Regions from separate parts of the Homo sapiens genome. Here region 1 is linked to region 2. Evidence: chromatin contacts called from ENCODE Hi-C or POLR2A ChIA-PET data. All regions are on one chromosome and are shown on one strand. Each heading gives the region's core, a stretch centred on a gene start or an enhancer-like site at or near the end of the contact. The rest is flanking DNA. Distances are from core to core; before and after follow the strand shown. Region 1 holds the start of PSMD3 (proteasome 26S subunit, non-ATPase 3). Region 2 holds the start of PLXDC1 (plexin domain containing 1).

The links. A loop is a pair of places that touch in the nucleus more often than their neighbours do. ChIA-PET counts read pairs that join two places held with the same protein, here RNA polymerase II (POLR2A). Pooled maps may share reads with other maps.
Region 1: a pooled map shows a loop between it and region 2 (5-fold over the local background). The contact joins the promoter of PSMD3 here to the promoter of PLXDC1 in region 2. A Hi-C loop is called at or near these places in 2 of 50 pooled maps. POLR2A ChIA-PET finds 5 or more read pairs at or near these places in 2 of 52 experiments (RWPE1 and activated B cell).

The regions. Positions count from the first base shown.
Region 1 is chr17:39,977,802-39,984,464 of GRCh38, reverse strand. It overlaps PSMD3 (proteasome 26S subunit, non-ATPase 3), which reads right to left and starts at 3,658. Exons shown (of 12, transcript NM_002809.4): 1 at 3,275-3,658; 2 at 1-171. The coding sequence starts at 3,494. RefSeq lists a silencer at 3,318-3,367 and enhancers at 2,770-3,747, 3,548-3,827, 4,048-4,227, 4,649-5,848.
Region 2 is chr17:39,147,343-39,153,413 of GRCh38, reverse strand. It overlaps PLXDC1 (plexin domain containing 1), which reads left to right and starts at 1,777. Exons shown (of 14, transcript NM_020405.5): 1 at 1,777-2,052. The coding sequence starts at 1,977. RefSeq lists an enhancer at 124-273.

The sequences.
Region 1 (6,663 bases), core at 2,409-4,908, 830 kb before region 2:
AAAAGTCTCGAGTGGCATTATTTGAAGTGAAGAAGCCCTGCACAGCCTTATACAGAACATAGTGGTTGAGGCGGCGTGATGTGGAAGGCAGCATCCGCAGGGCCCGCAGCACGAATCTCGGCTCCTTGCCTGAAACCGCTTTCTCTAGCTGTTTCACGTGCTCCTTGATGTCTGAAGAAGAGCAGAGAAGAAAATGATGTCACTTTCACTCCTAGTCCCCCACCACTCCAGGCAAGGAGTTCTTTTTTTTTTTTTTTTTTTTTTTGAGACGGAGTCTCACTCTGTCGCCCAGGCCGGAGTGCAGTGGTGTGATCTCGGCTCACTGCAAGCTCTGCCTGCTGGGTTCACACCATTCTCCTGCCTCAGCCTCCCGAGTAGCTGGGACTACAGGCACCCGCCACCACGCCTGGCTAAATTTTTTGTATTTTTAGTAGAGACGGGGTTTCACCGTGTTAGCCAGGATGGTCTCGATCTCCTGACCTCGTGATCTGCCCGCCTTGGCCTCCCAAAGTGCTGGGATTATAGGCGTGAGCCACCGTGCCGGCCAGGCAAGGAGTTCTAAGGAGCCTCTCACAGAGGGGCAAAATGCGACCACTCACCTTTTCTGCCCTAATGGGGTCCATAATATTTACAGATTCCACACACTGATTTTAAGACATAACCAAGTGGCAAGAAAAACATACAGTGGGGGTGCAGGATGGGGTAGAGGATGACAGAGGAAGAAAAGAAAAACCAATTAACTACAGAAACCTGGAGTCCAGATTTATCAGATCTTAATGGAAAAGACTTTCTAAATGTGAACAATGGGAGAAATCACATACGCACAAAAGATTAATGGGCTTGACTTCATTTAAAAAAACCCTTTTAGATAACTGTGTATACAAAAGAAAAATATTTTCAACAAATGTGATCAAAGATTCATATTTTTATTCTATAAAGAGCTTGTATAAATGGTTAAGAGATATAATGGTATAATGATTATATTGCCACAATTTCAAAACAAAAATGGAGACGAACTAACATACAAAGAGGAAAAATAGCTAACAGACAAAAATTATATTCCATTAGTATTTGAGTAATTGCAAATGGAAACATTTTTAAACTACCAAATTTGTAACATTAAAAAAATTATAGGTGGGGCACAGTGGCTCACGCCTGTAATCCCAGTACTTTGGGAGGCTGAGGAGGGCGGATCATTAAGGGTAGCAGTTGGAGACCAGCCTGGCCAACATGGTGAAACCCAGTCTCTACTAAAAATAAAAAAATTAGCCGGGCGTGGTGGTGGGTGACCGTAATCCCAGCTACTCGGGAAGCTGAGGCAGGAGAATCGCTTGAACTTGGGAGGCAGAGGTTGCAGTGAGCCGAGATCGCGCCATTGCACTCCAGCCTGGGCAACAGAGCGAGACTCCGTCTCAAAAAAAAAAAAAAATTATAGAGTACAGTGAAAACTACATTTCTCCTGGTATAATGTAAATCAGCACAGTTTTTCTGGACAATAACTATCAAAAACCTTTAAAATGTTCAGCCTTTTAAACTCAGGCATATAGGTTTTGGTGGGAATCTGTACTGAAGAAATAATTAGAAAAGTAGATTTTTTAAGTTGGGCACAAAGATGATTGCTTCAAAGCTATTTATGATAGCAAGAAACTAGAAACAGTTTAAATGCAAAGCAATAAGGGAATGCAATCAATGAGTAGTTTCTTAGGCACTTCTGTATATTCACCGATTAGCACAGGGTATCTGGGCCACACTAATGATATAAATAATAACAGCTGATATTTATGTGCTAGGCACAGTTTTAAGCATTTTAATGTTCACAACAACCCAATAAAGTACTGTACTATTACTTGTATTTATACAGATGAGGGAACTAATTCCAGAACTTGTACTCTTAACCATTATATTGGGTATTCAATAAATGTTTCTGGAATAAATTGAATGCTGATTATGTTTACGAATGTTAATGAAAACACATAAAATTCAAAATTTATATTTAGTTATGCCTTGATACAAACTGTATACATAACTTGCTCTCAATTATAGGAGAACAGCTCAAAAATTCACAAGAAAAAATGTTAACCATGTTTTTTATCCCCTGCTTTTAACTTCTCATACATTCCACAATTTCTGCAATGAATATGAATTACTTTACAAGAAGAAAATGAAGTGCCTGTAATAAACACACCCAGTAGGCAATGCTGAGTGGCACCTTTGACATTGCTGCCACTACTTTAGGTAAAAGGATCTCTATTAAATATCGATCCTGTTGCTCAACTTTACAGTAAGAGCTGATGTAGTCAACACCATCACATCCTCAAAAGCACCACCTAGGAGGATAACTTTGCTTATCTCAATGTTTTTGAGCTAGTTTCTCACGCATTTTAGTGAAAAGAAAACCTAGTAAGTAGTCTGGTCCCACTTGATCCAGAACCAGGAAAATGGCACCAGGATCACAGTGGGAAGCTCTCACTTTGCCCACTTCAAATGGAAACAGGACGCTGTAAGTGGGAAAAGTAAAACATGAACTTGGAGGAACAAGAGGACTACAGACACTCGAAACAGGAACCTCGGAGAAAAGAAATAGGAGACACCGGTATATAGGAGTTTAGGCCAAAGGTTGAGTATTACAAAACCAAACAAAGATGACACCCGAAAAGTTTTAAGTGTGTATGTACTTAAACCCTTTAGAAACAGAGGGGCAGTAAGGACCTGAAGGGAGGAGACAGCAAGGGGACTGTTGGGACACTTCAGTTAGAGAAGTAGGAAACAAGATACTAGGTCGAAATGGTTCATTCGGGGGAGTGTGCTAAAGGCAGCTAGGACAACAAAAATCTGCTGTACAGTTTTAAAACTCAGGAGTCAATATTCTAGGTCATCCTGGCCCTGTTTACACACAGACACAAACACTGGTTTCCAGCGGGAACAATCAGTCATATATTGGAGGCGCTAAAATCAGTCGGGTGGGATATAAACGGAATAGGTCAGAGGGGAGGACTTAAAAGAGGGAGTCCCCAGGCCCACTGGGACCTAGATATAGATGCAACCCCAGATATGGGGATGGAGGGGATGGGAGGGGAGTGGTTCCCAGCCTGGAGAGAAGGTTCAGTCATTGGGCCTGGAGTCGGGAGTGTCGGGGCAGTGGGAGCAGGTATCTGGGGGTGATCCCAAAGAACTGAGGGTGGTGGAGGCTGCTGTGGCTTCCCAGCAAGAAGCCAAATCACAGGGGTCGCTGTCACCCGCGATCGCGGCACGTTCCCGGCCTGGGCTGCCGTACCCTCCAAGGTGACTGTGTCCAGCTCTCGCTGGGAGTGCTCAGCCGCTGCCGCCGCCGTCTTGCCGTCTGCCTCCCCCGTCGACCCGCCACCCGTCGCTGCCTCCTCTTTCATCTCCACATCCTGGGGGGCCGGCGGCGGTGGGGGTTCTTGTTCTCCTCCGCCGGGCGGCGGTTTCGCCTTGTCCGCGCCGCGGCGCCGCGCCGAGCCCTCCTGCTTCATGGCACCCGGGGTCACGGCCTAGTCCGGGGACCGAGGCCGGGGCCTCGCGTTAACCCTCGCACCGGGGACCAGGAGCCGAGCCGGGCCTGCACACGAGCGCGAGATAGCGTCGGGCCGCACGATGACGGAGCAGCTGCAAACCCCTTCCCGGCGCTGGGCCTTCTGGGAAACGCCAGGCCCGGCAGGCCGATGGCCGAGTCAACAAAGGGGAAATAAATCCACAGCCGAGGTGCAGGATGAAGGAGGAGCTTCGAGGAAGGAGCGGGGAGGAGCCTTTATGGGTTCGTGGGGCTTTCTTTCGAGCGCTTAAGTGTGATGCTTTTATGTTCCTCTCGAGTGCATTTCTGTGGGCGTCCACGAGAGGTCCCCTCAGGCTCCAATCTGGGTTACAAAGGACTTTAAGAGCGCCTCAACCAGCGTGGAGTGGGTACAGCCTATCCGAGCGCGGGACGAGATGACGTCACGAGTTGCCGGGCGGGTTTTGCGCCCAAGTTCGCTCAATTTTCCCCGGTCGCGGCGGGGTCTCCTTCCAGATCCGCTGGGCTTGTGCTCAACGGCTGCCGGGCGCATCCGGCAGGAGGGAAGGAAAGAAGGCTGTGAAGGAGGGACGTGAAGCTAGGGCTGTTGGCCTTAAAATAAACCGAACTGGAGAGTAGGAAGAACCCTATGGGATCCGGACTTCCTTGGTTAGATTTGAGTTTAGTGCTGAACATAAGGCATACAATTTCTGCAGGCTGGGAGTGCCGATAGGTAGGAGCGTGCATTTGCGTAGAATCACTCCAGTTTAACAAAATATAGGGGTCCACCCTATGTACGGCCCACGGTTAGCAAATAGGGGGGTGAAAAACAGCTCAAGAATGTAGTATACGGGGGAGTCAGATGGTTAGATAAGCAGACACTGTGCTCTGGGCTGCGGTGGATTGGGAGTGTTGAGGAAAGAGGGTGGGAGCCCCTACTGGCAGACGCTTTAGGGAGCCCATTGAGAGGGCTTTTATACATCCAGACAGACATTGTGAAATGGGGAACAGAATAATGGTGTGCCTAAGGAGAGAATGATGGTTTACTTAGTGGTGTACCTAAGGGGAAGCAAATTGGACAAGAAACCCTACCCACTTATTTTTCAAAGGACTGCCCCACTGGTTCTGCAGGGAAGGTGAAACAAGGTGAAGGATATAGCTCCCAATTTCTTAGAACACACAACAAAAACTCTCTCCCTACCTTGAAACTTTTCTCTCTCCCATAAGTGGAAGTCCTGAGTTTTAGACCTTTCACGGACCCTACAAGACAATCTAGCCCTGTTGTAAGGACCTAGAAGGCAGGAAATATGTTTTGACCTCCTCCTTTGCATATATAAAGGGTATCCTGCATATCTTTTGCATCCTCTTTCATAGGATTGCAGGATGTTCCTTGCGTTAAACAGCCACTCGCTAACTGGAAAGATATGTGCTCTAGTTTTAGGGAACATGCCTTGACCAGTTCCTCCTCAACTGTCCTCTCACCCTCCAGGGCTGGGGGGTGGATAACAGGACTTTTGAATCATCATTGGAATAAACTCATTAGAACCTCTTCATAACACCATATCTGCAACTGAAGGTGGGCGAGAATGGTAAGGAAGAAAACAGATGAGTTATGTTCATCCTTAACAATCAAAGGAGTTACTCTTCTAGATAGTTAGGGTGTTAGCTCATCTCTCTATTAAGTTTACATCACAAGGAGAAAACAACCAAGTCAGCAGATAACAACCCAGTATATCCATGAGCAATAGAGTGAGGCTTTGGAAGGTGCTCAGGATCAGGGAGGCTGGCGGCATAACACAAAGCTTCTGGCAGTTGGTCATGAATTCTTGGTGGATGAGGGAACCAGGCTGGGCAGGGGGTGACTAAGACACTGGGGGAGAGTCTGACTCCACGGACCAAAATCCTTAGAGAAATTCTTCCACTCATAAAACTTTTTTTTTTTTTTAAACGGAATCTCGTTCTGTTGGCCAGGCTAGGGAGTACAGTGTCGTGATCTTGGCTCACTGCAACCTCCCCCTCTGGGGTTCAAGCGATTCTCCTGCCTCCTTCTCCTGAGTAGCTGGGACTACAGGTGCGAGCCACCATGTCCAGCTAATTTTTAATTTTTTTTTTTTTAATTTTTAGTAGAGACAGGGCTTCACTATGTTGATTAGGCTGGTCTTGAACTCCTGACCTCAGGTGATCCTCCTGCCTCGGCCTTGCAAAGTGCTGGGATTACAGACATGTACTGCACTCATAGAACTACTTTTTTAAAAATTATTTTTATTTTTTGAGACAGGATCTCGCTCCATCACCCAAGCTGGAGTGCAGTGGTGCTATCTTGGCTAACTGCAGCCTCAGCCTCCCAGGCTCAAGTGATCCTCTAACCTCAGCCTCCCGAGTAGCTGGGACCACAGACACATGCCACCATGCCTGGCTAATTTTTGGTATATTTTGTAGAGATAGGGTTTCGCCCTGTTGCCCAGGCTGGTCTTGAACTCCTGGATTCAAGCGATCTGCCCACATTAGCCTCCCAAAGTGCTGGGATTACAGGCGTGAGCTACGGTGTCCGGTCCTGATACTGCTTTAAAAGAGGTTGGTGAAAGATGTTCAAACCCAGCTTTTAGGCAGAGGAGGATGATATAAACCCAGCGGTTTGATGAGATTGTAATATCCATATTAGTAGTAATATGCCAAGCCTACCCACACTACTTCCTCCTACAAGAACCCTAAATTTCAGGGCAGAACAGAGAAAGGTGAAATAATATCACAATTTAGTTTTTAAAGTTTTGGGTTAGTCTTATTCTTGGGTCCCCCTTTTTTTTAAAGGCCCATCTGCATTTTCTGTTCAATAAATTTGAAATCTGTCTTATTTTTGTTTCGGGCTTCTACTATATATCTCTCGGTCTTTCCCTCAACCCAGAGCTAGGGGACTCCCAAATGCTCTTCTTTGAAGACAAACTGCTTTGATATCTTCTCACTTGAGACTCTAGATTCCATTAAAGAAAACTAATTGAACAGAAAAAAAAATCTGGATTCCACATTCTATACCCTCTGAGCATTTTCCAGTTTGCCTGAGGACAGTACAGCATCATATTCATGTACATATGATTTATATGCAGTATGATAACAATTTCTTTTTCTGGCACAAATTAAGAATTTCTGTATGATAA
Region 2 (6,071 bases), core at 528-3,027:
GTGCGAGAACCTGTCTCAAAAAACAAACAAAATACACACACACACACACACACACACACACACACACACACACACACACCCTGCAGGTGATTACGATCTCAAGTTCTAGAGGCTTACGTTAAAATTTACACATTTGCTTCTACTATTTACAAGTTTATGTTTCAGCCTGAGCTCTTCTTGTAAGACAGACCACGAGGTACCCCAGATGGAGGAATGTGCAAAGACGCCGGGGCTGGAGCTGGAATCCGTCCCGAGACTTCTCACCTTGACCTCGAGGAAGGCAGGAGGTCGGAGACAGGGGGTGGGCAGGCTGGGGAAAGAGGAAACCCGCAGGACAAGAGGGTTGTGGCTCGTCACGTGGCCACTTGAGGGCAGCAAGTAGCTGCAGCTGGAGGTAGCTGCCTATCTGATTCTGTTTGAGAGTCCGCCAAGTTGGGATTTAAATTAGACATCAAGAAGAATTTACAGACCGGCCTTGCCTTGTTCCACGGTAAGGGGACATTGGGTTTAGGGCTGGAGGAGGTAGTCTCTGGGACTCTGGGCCCGGCGGAAGGAGGAACCGGCGTTCTAAGAGATTAGAGAGCCTTTAGTTGTTTCCTTTCTTAGGTGTTTTTTTTTCTTTTCTTTTCTTTTTTTTTTTTTTAACCTCAGTGCCACGGAATCCGTCTCTTCCAGCCCACAGTGTACCTTCTCCTGTCCCCGCCCATATCCCTCCTCCTGGAAAATTTCTCCAATGGCGCTCAGCGTTCGCACCCTTCCTCTCCGCGGTTTTCTAGTCCCTAGGCCCCAGCCCACTAGAAGCCAGGATGCCCCCTCACCCCGTCTCCCACTCTCCAGCGCCCCAGCTCCTTGCCGTCACAAGAACGAAGTAGGTCAGGGGAGGGAAGAGGCATCTTCGTGTCCTGACCTGATTCCTTGCCGTCTATTAAATATCCTACATTGCGGGTATTTTTATTCTGTCCTGGAAGAAAAAATAAAAAGATTATCTATCCCCAGAGCCTGTCAGAAGGTGGTGACAGGTGGGGTGAGCCATTTCCTCGTCTGGGGCTGGCTCTGAAGATTGATTGGGTCTGGCCCTGAGTAGGCCTGGAGGCCCCAGAGAGGCAGGAGGCCTGGGTTACCTACTCGTGGGGAGGGGTCCAGACTGTTGCAGAGTAAGGGGTAGCCAGGCCCCCTCCACCCTCACGTCTGCTAGGCTTGGGGGGCAAATCGGTGCTGGAAATGGGGGGTGGAGGGATAAGGTGGAGTCATGGAAGGGGGGTGGGATTCAGGCCCCTCTTGGGGAGAAAAGCTGGGGGTCTTTGCTGCAGGGGGAGATTTCTGGGGGTGGGGGCTGGAGGACAAAGCATCAGAGACGCACAGAATTCCGAAGAACAGCTCAGGAAGTCGCAGAGCTTGGAGGAGCTGGGGGCGGGGAACAGTCAGGGGCCCGTGACCCAGGGATGGGGCGCCTGTCCCTTCCAGGGGTCCAGTCCTCGGGCCTTCTCTCTGCAGCTTTCCCGGCGGAACGGAGGAGGGAAAGGGAGCCAGGAGCTCAGTGAGGAGCGCGGGGCGGCTGATGCTTCTAGGGGTTCTCTCAGCCCGAGGGGCTCCCGCCCTGTCCCCTACTCTGCACCCCTTGCCTTGGGAGCGGCTGCAGAGCTCTAGGGGAGCGCTCCGTTAGGGCTGAGGGCAGGCGCCGGGAGAGCCCCCAACGACGCCGCGCCCCCCGCCCCGCCCCCTGCCCCAGCTCCCCCCCACCCCCACCGACCCAGCGGCCCCCCCAGCTCCCCGCCTGCTCCCGGAGGCCGCAGCCTCCAGCTCCGCTCGCGCTCTCGCCGCTCCTGCCGGCTCGCCCGGCCCCGCGCTCCGCCGTCTCCTCGCCGCCCGCCCCTCCGCCAGCCCCGGGGACCGCGCGGCCGCAGCCTGAGCCAGGGCCCCCTCCCTCGTCAGGACCGGGGCAGCAAGCAGGCCGGGGGCAGGTCCGGGCACCCACCATGCGAGGCGAGCTCTGGCTCCTGGTGCTGGTGCTCAGGGAGGCTGCCCGGGCGCTGAGCCCCCAGCCCGGAGCAGGTAGGACTGGCGGGAGCCGGCCCGGGTGGGCCGGGGGCGGGGAGGGACGGGCAGTCAGGTGTGGGCATGGGCAGGTGTGGACGGCCTGGCGATGTCCGCGAGGGGGGCATTGTCCGCAGGAGGCCAGGAGAGCTGTGGGCTGTGGGCAGGTGGATAGGGACCCCACTTTCCCAAACACATAGGGTGTGTGAGTGACGGTGGAGACACCGATGCCCGGACCTCTCCTTCTCTCCTGGAAGGATACTGGAGGGACCTTAGGAGAGGGGGCTCTATGTGGCCATGGGCTCTGAAAGGGGACAGCGGGAGAGTCATCAGGACCCCTGATCACCCCAGGCAAGGCTGAATTCTGATGAGATGGGAGCCTGGGGAGGCCCCTGCCCCAGCCATGCCTTCTTTTCCTCTTCTCTGCCACACCCCCGACCCCAAAGCTGATCCAGGCTAGGGATAGGTGGGAGCAGCCAGGGGGATGGTGGGGACACAGCGTCTCTGCCTGGGAAGGCAGCAGCCATTCGGTCACCTTCCCTTGCCTATTTGGTGTCAGTAGAGAGGCAGTGGGCCCAGGAAGAAGCAACTTGCTGCTTCTGCACCCCCAGCCTCAAGAGTCCCCCTCCTCACACCTGCTCCCATTTGCCCTGGCAGCCTTTGGCTTTCAGCTACTCTGGCTCTAGATGGGGCACTGGGGTAGGGGGTGGAGGGAGGCGTCCCATTCTGCACACTCCTCTTCCCCCCTACCAGTTCTCCAAACTCATCTCTCCCACCTGGAAGTCCTTTCTGAGATCTACCTGGAATCCCTCATGGTATAATTTTCATAGTCTCTGTTCTCCCCTAAGCACCTAGACTTTCTCTGGGGTTGGGGAGATGGGTAATTTGCAGCCTGGCCCCTCAGCAGAGATGATTAAGAAGATAGATACCTGTGCATCATTGGCATGGGTGCCCCTCAGGTGGGGTGAGGGAGGCGCTGTTGAGGTGAGTGCTGTGGTTGACCTGCTGTGTCTCAGGAGTGTGCTGGCACCAGGCACAGTGTCAGTGGCAATGTTCTTGACTTTAATGGTCCCAGCATGTAGCTGAGACAGACCTGGGTCCCTATTGAGAAGAAGAGTATGTTGGGGGTGGGAGGGGAAGGAGGCTGACAGTGGGAAGTATGGGCAGAGGGCAGTGGAGCTGACGAACCGAGAAGCTGCTGGTGAGAACCACCAATTTTCAGGGAGACCACACAGAGGGTGGCCAGAGACGTGGCTTCTAGTCCCGCCATCTCACTTGCTGTGTGACTTTAGACAAGTTACTTTCTCTCTCTGGACCTATTTTTGCATTTATAAAGTGAGGCTGTTGGCAAAATCTTTGACTCTTGTGCGTGGAATAATGAAGGATCTTTTATAATTGCCTTTCCTTTTCATATTTGTTAGGGTCTTTATGGGTAACTGATACTTTAAAAAAATCAAGGTAAACAGGAGAGAGTTGGATATGTTATGAATAATTTCTGGGCTCCTTTGAATCCTCAACCTGGTGTGATCTTCTGAACTCTGGGTGTAACAGAGTTTATGAGGGGAGGATCTGAACCTTTGGCTGGATTGTGTGAACCACGGAGAGGGCTGGGGAAGGGGGAATTGGGAGGTAACAAGGATGGGCTGGGAGATAGTGGCCAGACCCGGGCCTGGCTGAGGGCGGCCCCTTCAGAGTAGGGTTGGGGTAGTAGACGGTTGAGGAGACCAGGAAGAGTGGGGCAGGCAGAGACTTGAATCACTTCTCTAAGTAGAGGCTATCCTGTCTTCTTGGCTTTGACAGAGATTGAGCCAGGAGAAATGCACTTTTTCTGCAGCAGGAGGGATAGAGGTTAGACTTAAGGAATCTGTAAGAAGCCAGAGGCGGCAGCTGTTGACTCCCAGTCCGGTGCCCTTTTCACAGGCCAGGTGGGATTTCACAGGCAGGAGGACCTATGAGGAGGAAGCGGGTGTCTGGGGAGGCCAGATGTAGGAGAAGGACGTTCTGGGGGAGAGTTGCTAAGGAGGGGCAGCCTGACCTGATTGATGGCGGAGTTGTTGTGACCAGTGGAAGGGCAGCTGGGAGCAGGACCTGAAGAGATGCTAGCATCCTTCCCCAAGGCTCTGGGTTTGTGGGGCTGGTGGGGGGCCTTGGGAAGTAGCTGAGATCTCCCCTCGCTCCTGATGGACAGGCTTGTTTGGTAGAGCCTTGAAACCTCATCTATCATTAGAACAGCAGCAGCAGAGAGATGAGTGGCCCAAAGACAGAGTCAGACAGCAGGGGAGACCAGGATGACAGACAGGAAAATGGCCTTGGGGTGCAGAGCAGGGGCCCAGGGAACTGACAGTCTGGTCAGATGGAACCAGAGGTGCATATGACAGATAAAGAAGAGGCAGCGAGAGTTGGCATCCTGGCCTGGGAGTCCTGCAGGAGGCCAGGCTCAATACCAACTACTGGTGACCCTGACAGCTTCCTCCTTTCTCTGAGGAAGGTTTCCCCGTCTATAAAATGGGGGCTTGCACCAGTCACGGTGGCTCATGCTTGTGATCCTAACACTTTGGGAGGCTGAGGTGGGAGGATAGCTTTAGACCAGGAGTTTGAGACCAGCCTGGGCAAAATAGTGAGACCCCATGTCTATAAATGATTTAGGCCAGGCAGGGTGGCTCATGCCTGTAATCCCAGCACTCTGGGAGGCCGAGGCCGGCGGATCACCTGAGGTCAGGAGTTTGAGACCAGCCTGGCTAACATGGTGAAACCCCGTCTCTACTAAATATACAAAAATTAGTATATTTAGTATTGTTATTAATATTATTAATATTAGTATATTAGTAAAAATTAGCCAGGCGTGGTGGTGCATGCCTGTAATCTCAGTTACTCAGGAAGCTGAGGCAGGAGAATAGCTTGAACCCGAGAGGCAGAGGTTATAGTGAGCTGAGATCGCACCACTGCACTCCAGCCTGGGCAACAGAGTAAGACTCTGTCAAAAAAAAAAATTAAAATTAAAATAAAAAATTAGCTGGGCATGGCGGTGTGCGCCTGTAGTCCCAGGTACTCGGAAGGCTGAGGCAGGAGGATCGTTTGAGCCCAGGAACTGGAGGCTGCAGTGAGCTATGATCATGCCACATAGTGAGGGCAGCATAACGAGGTCCCATCTTTTTTTAAAAAAAGGAGGGAAGGAGGTTGGACCAGATTGTCTCTAGGGCTCCAACAACCTGAGACTAAAATGCGAACTTATGGAGGTCAGGCAGCCCCTCCCTCATCCCACCATCTTCTCTAGCTCTCCCCAGATTCACCCCTTAACCCACTCCAGCTGCCGTCCCCTCCGATCGACAGATAACTAACTGGCTTCTTCTCATTCAGGTCTTAATCAGCTCAAGGGGACCCTCCTCAGAGAGCCCCACCTCATGGCTCTGTGTAGAGTAGCAACAACCCCAACCCTTTCCTCTGTCTGATTTTCTTCATAGCCCTTACCAAATGATTCATTTTGTATGTCTCCATGAAGAAAACTAGACTCTTCCTGGGTACAGGGCTTGTGTCCCCCCAGCACCCAGCACAGTGCCTGCGACTCAATAAAAGTGTATTGAATGAATGAGTGAGTGACTGAGTGAGTATATCAGAGGTGGCACAGATCCCAGACTCTCCCCTCAAGGGACACACATAGAGAGCTGAACTCTTCTTGCTGTCCCTCCCTTCCCCTCCCCTCCCCTTCCCTCCCTCCCTCTTCCCTTCTGCTACCTGGTGGTCCCTCCCTGCACTTCCTTTGACTCCTTCCCTCTCCCCAGGTGAGGGTCCTCAGTGGGTCCCTACCTGCCAGAGGAAAGGGAGAGGGTATGGTTAGGGGCTTTGTAACTTGGAGGCAGGATTTCAGTTTAGGGTTTGGAGCCTTCCCTGGCCCCTCTGAAAGCTGGTCCTGTGACCCTAACTGGTGTGTTGCCCAAGGTGCAGCAAGTTGACACACCAACACCGAGGGGGCAGCAGAGAAAGAGTTTCATCATCGTGGGGCAGCATTTGGGGCTAGAGGTTTTATGGGGTTTGGGGTG